2 separate regions of the Homo sapiens genome follow, and region 1 is linked to region 2. Evidence: read pairs that join two places in POLR2A ChIA-PET (ENCODE). Cell type or tissue: GM12878. All regions are shown on one strand. Each heading gives the region's core, and the rest is flanking DNA. Links, peaks and the distances in the headings are about the cores only. Region 1 overlaps ARFGAP3 (ARF GTPase activating protein 3). Region 2 overlaps PACSIN2 (protein kinase C and casein kinase substrate in neurons 2).

Region 1 (5,374 bases), core at 189-5,188, 60 kb after region 2:
TTTTTTTTTTTTTTTTTTGAGATAGAGTCTCACTCCTATTGCCTAGGCTGGAGTGCAGTGGCAAAATCATAGCTCACTGCAGCCTCAACTTCCTGGGCTCAGGTGATTCTCTCACTCAGCCTCCCAAGTAGCTGGGACTACAGGCAAGTACCACCACGCACAACAAGTTTTTTACATTTTTAGTAGAGACAGGGTTTTGCCATGTTGCCAGGCTGGTCTCGAACTCCTAGGCTCAAGTGATCTGCCTACCTCTGCCACCCAAAATGCTGGGATTGCAGGCATGAGCCACCGGGCCCAGCCAGTGTTTCTTATTAATTTTTTATTGATTTTCTGTTTTTTTGTAGAGGCGTGGTCTCACTTTGGTTCCCAGGTTGGTCTCGAATTCCTGGCCTCAAGCAATCCTCCTGCTTTGGCTTCCCAAAGTGCTAGGATTACAGGCATGAGCCACTGTGCCCAGCCTCAAGCATCTTTTTAGAAACCTTTGCCCATTATCATGATGTTCACAAACTTGTTCCTAAACTTAGCACTGTTGGTTTGACTTACCTGTTCTTATTTCTAAGCCTTCCCAAGGTTGCAGAGTCACCCTCCAAACTCCAGAAAGGAGCTTTCTCATCTCAAGCCATCAGGGGTTGGGGGACATGGGGAGGGAAGGCTCAGATGAGTGGTCATTCGGTTTAGCCAGTGGAGCTGTGAGTTCTGTGCTTGGAACCATCCTTTTTGTATTTGAATCCTAACTCTGTCCCTTGCTACCCATGTGACTTGGGGCATGTTGTTGAACCTCTCTGTGCTTCATTTTCCCCATCTGTAAAGTGTAGACAGCAGTAGTGACTGTCTGATAGTGTTGCTATGAGGGTTGAATGAGATGATGCCCATGAAGCACTCACAACAGGATCCGGAACATGTGGGTGACCAATATCATTATCAGTTAAATTAGGTTCATCAAAGGATCACTCGTATAGGTTTTTAGAAGACCTGTTTTAATTAAGATATGAATTCTATAATTCATGTCTATACATGGATCCTCATGAAGTGGGTAAAAGCAGTTTCTTTTAATTGTTTAAATACTTGTTTTATCATCTTACCTATATTGTAGTATCTGTTAATGATAAAATAGTGCTAAACAAGGTAAACATTAATGTAGCTCCTCACTAATTTGTCAAAAATTCTGATTTACTGGAATCCATTTTGAGATTGATTGTGGACGAAGTGTAGTGGTTCACACTTCTAATCCCAGCACTTTGGGAAGCCACGGTGAGAGGATTGCTTGAATCCAGGAGTTGGAGGCTGCAGTGAGCCATGATCATGCCACACTACCCTCCAGCCTAGGTGACAGAGTCAGACCATCTCAAAAAACAAAGAAAAGGGCCAGGAGCGGTGGCTCACGCCTGTAATCCAGCACTTTGTGAGGCCAAGGCAAGTGGATTCCTTGAGCTCAGGAGTTCAAGACTAGCAACATAACAAGACCCCATCTCTACAAAAAATACAAAAATTAGCCAGGCGTGGTGGCACACACCTGTAGTCCCAGCTATTTGGGAGGCTGAGGTGGTGGGATCACTTGAGCCCAGGAGGTGGAGTTTGCAGTGAACCGAGATGGAGCCACTGCATTGCAGCCTGGGTAATAGAGCAAGACTCTCTCAAAAAAAAAAAAAAAAAAAAAAGAAAGAAATGGATTGCTCGTGAATTAAAAGTAGTCCTGAGTAGAAAGCTTTTCCCCAAATAAAGTTCACAATGACAGAGATGGTTTAATGGACAAATGAGGACTAGTTATTTCATTTTGTAATGCAAGTCTCATAGCTAGTTTTTGTTGTTGTTGTTGTTTTGAGATGGAGTCTTGCTCTGTTGCCCAGGCTGGAGTGCAGTGACACGATCTCAGCTCACTGCAAGCTCCGCCTCCCAGGTTCGCCATTCTCCTGCCTCAGCCTCCCAAGTAGCTGGGATTACAGGCGCCCGCCACCACGCCTGGCTAATTTTTTGTATTTTTAGTAAAGGCAAGGTTTCACCGTGTTAGCCAGGATGGTACTGATCTCCCGACCTCGTGATCTGCCTGCCTCGGCCTCCCAGAGTGCTGGGATTACAGGCATGAGCCACTGCGCCTGGCCATACGTAGTTTTACGAAAATATTAATGTGCATGCTTTTCTCTGTAGTCTTCCTTTTTTCATCAACATGGGTGTTCCACCAATGACACCAATGCCAAGTACAACAGTCGTGCTGCTCAGCTCTATAGGGAGAAAATCAAATCGCTCGCCTCTCAAGCAACACGGAAGCATGGCACTGATGTAAGTCACTGGAGGCTGGATTGTTTCCTTTAGATACATGTTCACTTCATAGAAAAAGTGATTTTTATCCTGAATAGTAAAACTTTTCTACCTGAGTTGTCTTACAAGGAATTAGTGTACAGTAGATTCTTACTATTGAAGTAGTTATGTTCTGTAAATTCATCATGAGTACTGGATTAGTGAATACTAAAACATTGCTCCTAGGAGAAATACAGGATTAGGTTCCTATAAGCTCTGGTCTCATTTTCATCAACTGATCAATACATAACCTTATTTAACATGTGTTTCTATTTAAAGACACCTTTTTAAATATATATTGATGGCTCATGAATATTGAACTCACAGCCAAGGACTATAACTCAGCCCTGAATGAAGCTTATTTAATGCCTGAATTTTCTCCATGAGGCACATCACAGCCTTCATGTGCTTCAGAACATTAGATAGCCCTTCAGTACTGCACTTGAGAGGCATCTTAAAAAATGACATCCTCAATAAAAAGCATGGGAATATGAAGAACATAGCACAAAATAAACTGCAGAAAGGACATTTGTTATGAGAACTGAAACAAGAAGGCAGAGTAGTGTGTCTTGTTCTACCTCAGCTGAGAATGTGCTTCTTGGGCAACTCATTTTTTGCTGCACTATTCTCCAAATGACTGAAAACACCACGAGGACTAATTTTGGGTTAAACGTAAATTTTAGCAAGTAGGTAGATTCATAAATATGGAATCCATGAATAACAAGGATTGATTATCATTTGGAACCTGCATTTAGATATGAAGTCTTTGATCTTTCCTTTTCAGAAATGGTTTATGTGTTTGAGGTCCTTGACTTCCTCAAGGTTTGGAAGCAAAATTTACTGGATGATAGATTACTAAAGTGCACGCAGAGGTCCTCTGTAGGGATGTTACTGATTTTATAAGAATGGAAAGCACCAATCTTTAGGAAACAGGTCTCTAAGGGAAGTGAAAGGTATCAAATAAAATCCTTTACAGGCCGGATGAAATGCTCAGCCCTGTGTTGTTTTTTTGTTCTAGCTGTGGCTTGATAGTTGTGTGGTTCCACCTTTGTCCCCTCCACCAAAGGAGGAAGATTTTTTTGCCTCTCACGTTTCTCCTGAGGTATGTATTATGCTTCACATCATTTTAAAGTGTGCTTACTCTGACAGTTAACAAAAGGTGCATATTTAAAATGTTAGGATGTAGGCTAAGCTCTTGTAACAAGAAGTGCTGAAACATAACTACTGAAGAGAGAAATGACATTATCAACAATTCCAAGGTTAGGATATCTGCTATTGACTGATGGACTTACTTTGCTGTTCTCAACATGTGGCTTCCATCTCAGGGTCTAAAGCAGCTGCTCCAGTTTAAGACTCTCCCAGATTAAGAGAAAAAGACAAGCATCCTTGAGAGCTAATGCCCTATTCTTCTATTTATTTATTTTTGGGGGGACTGAATCTGGCTCTGTTTCCCAGGCTGGAGTGCAGTGGCACGATCTCAGCTCATTACAACCTCTGCCCCCTGGGTTCAAGTGATTCTCCAGCCTCAGCCTCCCGAGTAGCTGGGACTACAGGTGCGCACCAACACACCCAGCTAATATTTTTTTTGAGATGGAGTTTCGCTCTTGTCACCTAGGGTGGAGTGCAATGGTGTGATCTTGGCTCACTGCAATCTCCGCCTCCTGGGTTCAAGCGATTCTCTTGCCTCAGCCTCCCGAGTAGCTGGGACAACAGGTGCACGCCACCACACCTGGCTAATTTTTGTATTTGTAGTAGAGACGAGGTTTCACCATATTGGCTAGGCTGGTCTCGAACTCCTGACCTCAGGTGATACCCCCGCCTTGGCCACCCAAAGTTCTGGGATTATAGGTGTGAGCCACCATACCCCACCACAGATGCCCTATTCTTTTACAGAAAAAGTCTGGAGGGAGCTCCCATCCCTTCTACTTATGTCCTATGAGCTGGAATTTAGTTGCATGTCTTATCTAGCTGCTAGGGAGAACTGAGAATTTATTACTAGTAGTGTGCCACAGTTCAGTTCAGAGCTCTGAAACTGACTAAAAATGAAAACATTTTTAATAGGGGTTTCATTCTCAGTGCCCCAGTTTTGCTGTTTATGTAGTATTATCTCAAAGCTATTGGATGAGTTAATGCAGGTAAAAGTACTTAGTACCTGGCACAAAGTAAGCCTTCAGTAAGTGCTCTAAATATCACTATCTTCATCTTTGTGACCTGATAGCAACAGTGACAGCAATCCATAGTACTTCTGTGGCCTCTCCTCAGATCACTTAGATCTAGGGAAAGTAAAGCCTAAAAGGCGACAATATTTACTATTTGGCCCTTTCTTTTCTTTCTTCCTTTCTTTTTTTTTTTTTTTAAAGACGGAGTTTTCCCTCTTGTTTCCCAGGCTGTAGCGCAATGGCGCGATCTCGGCTCACTGCAACATCCACCTCCCGGGTTCAAGCGATTCTCCTGCCTCAGCCTCCCAACTAGCTGGGATTATAGGCATGTGCCACCACACCTGGCTAATTTTGTATTTTTAGTGGAGACGGGGTTTCGCCATGTTGGTCAGGCTTGTCTCAAACTCCTGACCTCAGGTGATCCACCTGCTTCGGCCTCCTAAAGTGCTGGGATTATAGGCATGAGCCACCACACCGGGCCTACTATTTAGCCCTTTAAGGTAACGTGTGCCTACCTCTGTCTTGGACCATCATATGTTCTGCCAGCTACTCTAGCTCCTCCCAGTCCCACTGGGTAAGGAGCACGATTTGTTGAACTCTTGCTCAATCTATTCTTTAATTTTCTTTTTTTCTTTCGTTTTTTTTTTTTTTGAGATGGAGTCTTACTCTTCTGTCACCCACGTTGGAGTGCACTGGCACAATCTTGGCTCACTGCAGCCTCTGCCTCCCAGGTTCAGGTGATTCTCCTGCCTCAGCCTCCCAAGTAGTTGGGATTACAGGCCCACACCACCACGCCTGGCTAATTTTTTTTGTAATTTTAGTAGAGACAGGGTTTCACCATATTGGCCAGTCTGGTCTCGAACTCCTGACCTCAGGTGATCTGCCTGCCGCAGCCTCCCAAAATGCTGGGATTACAGATG
Region 2 (5,374 bases), core at 286-5,285:
GCCCTCCCTCATTGCCATTTGCTCCCTGTGTTCTGTGTTCCATTCCCAGCTGACTTCTCTCAGGGCCCCAGGGTTGCCATGTGGACACACCTTCCTTTTGCCAGTGCTGTTCCCTGTGCCTGGAATTATTTTCCTGGCCTCACCTTTAATCTGGCCAGCCTCCTACCTGTCCTTGAAGATGCCCTTTGGATATTGCGTTCAGGATACCTCTCACCCCCTCCTCCTAGTGCCCCAGTTCCAGTGCCCTGTGCCCAAGCACTGAGTCCCTCAGTAGGTACATGCTTGGCCCTCCGTCTGCCAGGCAGTCCCTCAGGGGAGTGAAGGGATGTCCAGGCACATGTATGCTGAGCATTTGTCTTTGGTAGCTTAGTTTCTGAGTGGAGTGAGCCTGAATTTAGAGGAAGTTAGGAACATAGCTTCATACCTGGTTCAAAAATGAGGATTTTGTGAATGAAGCAATTAATATGTTTGGAAGAAAGCATGCTTATATTCAGTTTCTACCTAAAGTTTTCTGCCATTTGGCTATCCCAAAACAACCTAATGTTTTGAAGAAGTAGAAGAGAGGTTTTTAATTACAAAACTGATAGAGCAGAAATAGTTAACTATATATGTGCTGATTTTAATGTATGATCGATTTGTCAAATATTTGAAAATTAATTTTCTTGCATTGTAAAAACTAGTCATTATTATACGTTTGATTTTTTAAAAAATATATTAAAAAGGGAACAGGCCAGGCGCTGTGGCTTATACATGTAATCCCAACACTTTGGGAGGCCAAGGTGGGAGGATCGCTTGAGCCCAGGAATTCAAGACCAGCCTAGGCAACACGGCAAAACCCTGTCTCTGCAAAAAATACAAAAATTAGCCAGGTGTGGTGGTGCGTACCTGTAGTTCCAGCTACTCTGGAGGCTGAGGTGGGAGGATCACTTGAGCCTGGGAGGTTAAGGCCACAGTGAGCCATGATTGTGGCACTGCACTCTAGCCTGGGCAACAAAGCAAGACCCTGTCTCAAAAAGAAAAAAAAGGAACAAACTTTACTCAAGAAGGCATACAGATGGCAAATAGTCATAAGAAAAGATTTTCAGTATTATTAGACTTTAGAAAGATGCAAATTAAAATCACAATGCAATATTGCTACACTAAGTAGAATGGCTAAAAATAACAAAACAGAACAAAACACCCTGGCAATACTAAGTGCTGGGAGCATGCAGGACAGGGAAGTCTCATACGTTGCTGATGGCAGTGCACAGCTGTCCAGTCACTTTGGGTAGCAGTTCGGCAGTTTTGTTAAACGTACAGTTAACATTTCCATTCCTAGGTATTCACCGAAGAGTCATGGAAGCTTATGTCCCCACAAAAGACCAATAGATGAACGTTATAGCTTCTTTATTCATAATTCCCCCAAACTGAAAATGACCCAAGCAACCTTCAGCAGGAAGAATATGGATAAACCAAAGAGTGGTATAACTACCCAATCGAATACTACTTAGCAGTAAGAAAGAGTGAACTTCTGATAGTGGTATACCTACACAGTCGAATACTACTTAGCAGTAAGAAAGAGTGAACTTCTGATAGTGGCATAACTACACAATCGAATACTACTTAGCAGTAAGAAAGAGTGACCTTCTGACGTAGATAGCAACATGGATCAGTCTCAGAAACATTATGGTGGGTGACAGAAGCCAGTCTCAAAAGCCAGGCTGCATACTGTGTATTCCATATATCCTTGCCATCCTGGAAAAGGGGCAAAAATCATGTCTGTGGTTGCTGGGGGCTGTATGGGGAGGGGATGGGCTGCAAGGGGGCACAAAGGCACTTCATGAGAGATGGAAGTGTCCTGTTCCTTGCTGTGGAGGTGGTAGACAGTGGTATATGTTTGTCCACATTCAGATCTAAGTGTACCCTGTAGTGGGCAGTTTTGCCTGTGTGTAGATTCCATCTCGACCTAGAGAAGCAGCCAGCAGTAGCTCTGCTCCTGGGACGACTGCAGTGCTTTGCCCAGGGAAGTGGAAAGGCCACATTGCTCTGTCCCTGGTGGTTTATGGCGATAGAGACTTCCAGTGATGGCCTTCACCGGCCACCACACAACCGTTTCATTAAAGGGACAGCAGGGCCGATGTTGCTGGGGTGCCTCGGTCCCAACTGTTTGGCATACTGCCCTTCTCCCGTTGGCTCTGTGCTCAGCCAACTTGCCTCTTGTCCCCAGCAGTGGTCACAGGACCAGCACAGGCTCCTCTGCAGCCTCTAGGACCAACTGGGAGCTTATTTGGAAACCTGAAATGTGTACTTACGGAAACACTCTTCCTGTATTCATCACGGATTTCCACATTTCAAGAGTTGTCATGTAAATGTGTATTTGCAGCTCCTGTGTGTGCCGATGGGTGGTACCAACATGTGACTTGTTAAGAAATATCCTTTTCTTTTCCCTAAACCTTTAACCAGTGGTTCTGAAAATCACAGAGATAAGCAGGTTTCAAGAGAGCCAAAATACATGATTTGATGGTGATTACCAATTTGAATACTGTTGGTAATAGGCAGATGAAAACCAGCTCTGGGTTGTGGCTTCATGTCGACTGTCAAGGCTAAGTTAGGGCCGTGTTACCTCAGCTCCTCCTACCACCAGCTCAACGATACTGAGTTGCTTGTTGGGTATTTTTTTCATCCTGCTGTAAATTTCAAAATGACAGTAAGGCCTCATTTTAAGGGAAGCAACCACATAATGTCACTTCCAGTGAGCTGTGAAAATGCTCACTTCCGACTTCCTCACAGGAGCTGCTCTAGTTTGGAGTGGATGCTCAGGTTCAGCTCATGTTTTGACGAGCTGCCGAGCTGCCAGCCTTGCTGGGGGAGGTCTTTGGAGGGAATGAGTAGAGCCGGAAGTCTCATCTGCCTCTGGAGAAGGCTGCCCAGGCTAACCACCTTCCAGGGGTCTTTGCTTTTCACCAGGATTCTGGTTCTCACAGGAGTGGAGTCATCTCAGCCCATGTAGCTCAGCCTCAGGGACAGCCCTTCCTCCAGGTGCTGCAGCCCCCTTCCCTCCCCTTGCCCATCTCTGTGCAGGGCCAGGCAAAGAGATTTTAGAAAAGGTAAAACTGACAAGGGGTTGACTAAGATTTTTGAAGGCATTGGGAGAAAAAGGCTGAAAAGAGATCGTTTTTCTGTCATATTTCCTCTGGGTGCTCAAGTTATCAGCGACTGTAGCCTTTCAAGCCAGCAGCTAAAAGAATGAAACATATCGAACATTTTCGTTTTCACCCCAAATTAGCCATTAACATTTCCTCAGTTACTCTTTTATTACTTATAACTTTGATGAACTAGTTTTTCTTTTCATATACGAAAAAAGGCAGTCAAAACTCAGCTTAGCCCTGACAAAGCTTTGCCATCAAGACAGTCCTACTTGGAACCCTTTGAAAAACTGCCTTTGGGCTGGGCGCGGTGCCTCACGCCTGTAATCCCAGCACTTTGGGAGGCTGATGTGGGTGGATCACAAGGTCAGGAGATTGAGACCATCCTGGCCAACATGGTGAAACCCTGTCTCCACTAAAAATACAAAAACTAGCTGGGTGTGATGGCATGCGTGCCTGTAGTCCCAGCTACTGAGGAGGCTGAGGCAGAAGAATCACTTGAACCTGGGATGCGGAGGTTGCAGTGAGCCGAGATCGTGCCACTGCACTCCAGCCTGACGACAGCGAGACTGTGTCTCAAAAAAAAAAACAATTGCCTTCAGCTCCAGCCTAGCCACTGTGGCTGCAGGATCTTGACAAACCACGTAACTTCTCTAAGCCTTTGTTTCCTCATCTGTAAAATGGGGACACTTATTCCTACTAGGTAGGGGAGACAGTATTTGGAGGTGTAAAACACCTAGCAGGTCGCCTGGCACATGGTAGGTGCTCAGGAAGTGGAAAAGTTTTTACAGCTATGATTGGGAAGTAATAACCCAGCACATGATGGATGACATCAAAGCAGAAGGCTTTGGTTAGATGTCACCTACTCCAGGAAGCCAGCCCCAGCCCCTCAGTCTGCGTGAGGTGCCCGTTTAGGCATCCTCAGCCCCACCCCTTCCTGAGCCAGTCAGCCTCCCTTCCTGACCCACAGCCCAGTTTCTACTTGGTACCCAACCTAAAGAACATTGAGAAGCCCCCGTTCACTGATGTGTATGATCTTATTAATAATAAAAATAGAGAGGCTCATTATCTAACTACACGGAGTGCCTTTCAAACTCTTGGAGAGGGGTGTGGTAAACATGACCCCAGGGGCGCATCAGGGCCTGGTTGGCATGGAGGCCATTTGTGCCACAGCCAAGGACAGGCTGCCCCAAGCCCCCTGCCTCCCAGCTGGTTCTCTCTCCTAGGTCGGGAACTACAAGCGGACTGTGAAGCGGATCGACGATGGCCACCGCCTGTGCAGCGACCTCATGAACTGCCTGCATGAGCGGGCGCGCATCGAGAAGGCGTATGCGCAGCAGCTCACTGAGTGGGCCCGGCGCTGGAGGCAGCTCGTGGAGAAAGGTATGGGGCCCCGGCACAGGTCCTGTGGCCTGGAGGCAGCTACACCCCAGCCGGGGGCTCTGGGCACGTTGTGACCCTCTCTATGCCAGTTTTCTGTCTTTTAAGATTGGGGCAAGAGTGCATTTCCCAGTTCCAGAGCGGGGTGTGATTTTTATGGGGAGCATTAGCGCCCATCACCAGAAGGCACAGGCTCCATGAGCTTTTGTCCACTTTCCTTGGGGACACAGGACTATAGCCCTTGTCATCCATAGGACACACTTGCACTTGCCGAGTTAACTCAGAACTCGGGTAAGTTCCTATCACGTGGAAGGCCTTGCCGCTTGGCACCTTAGTTTCTAACACTGAGAGCTGTTTATTTTTAAACTTGGCCATGTAGCAGGTCAGATAAGACTAGCTGGCAACACCTGGCAGTCTTTCTGAGTTTACATTTTAAGGGAATAATTACAGGTGTTGTATGGCAGAGGTTTCACCCCCTTCTGTCCCCACCGAAAAGCTCAGAAGATTCTGTAGCTTTATTAGTGCCACTGTTGTGTGGACAGGGGCCATGCTTAGAACACACTTCCCAGCAGGGAAGGGGAACTTGACTGATTACAGCCTTTCCGGCACAGAAGCAGAGCAGTGTGGGTTTCTCAAGGTGTGTTTTGGGGCAGGCTTTCCTGTGCTGACCAGCTGTCCTCAGCCCCAGCTGTCCTCAGCCAATCAGGGGAGCCAGGTCCCAAGCAAGCCAGGTCTAGTCCAGCTGCCTGTCCTTTCCCGTGATGCTGACATGGGTTGTTTGTGTGGGCTTAGCACAGTCCTTAGGGCAGGGTATGTGCCCAGGCTGTGGAGCAGGCACGTGGCAGAGGAGGGGCCTAGGATAGGTCAGC

The links. ChIA-PET counts read pairs that join two places held together with the same protein. Peaks named below come from ENCODE experiments on the same cell type or tissue, not always from the same donor. Only the 100,000 strongest peaks of a DNase experiment are listed, where the experiment ranks them.
Region 1: POLR2A ChIA-PET joins it to region 2 with 6 read pairs; 2 of 35 experiments call an interaction of 5 or more read pairs at or near these places.

What each region holds. Positions count from the first base shown.
Region 1 is chr22:42,832,265-42,837,638 of GRCh38, reverse strand. It overlaps ARFGAP3 (ARF GTPase activating protein 3), which reads left to right. Exons shown (of 16, transcript NM_014570.5): 4 at 2,146-2,277; 5 at 3,314-3,397. Among named protein-coding and RNA genes, the nearest start is that of ARFGAP3, 22 kb to the left of the region's middle. In GM12878, for the core only: no CTCF peak of the experiment used is centred there; DNase peaks (open chromatin) are centred at 2,898, 3,208 and 4,328; H3K4me3 peaks cover 411 bases; H3K27ac peaks cover 2,529 bases.
Region 2 is chr22:42,892,591-42,897,964 of GRCh38, reverse strand. PACSIN2 (protein kinase C and casein kinase substrate in neurons 2) reads left to right here. Exons shown (of 11, transcript NM_001184970.3): 3 at 4,352-4,508. Among named protein-coding and RNA genes, the nearest start is that of ARFGAP3, 38 kb to the right of the region's middle. RefSeq lists enhancers at 1-403, 4,843-4,942. In GM12878, for the core only: no CTCF peak of the experiment used is centred there; DNase peaks (open chromatin) are centred at 2,654 and 5,147; H3K4me3 peaks cover 727 bases; H3K27ac peaks cover 2,647 bases.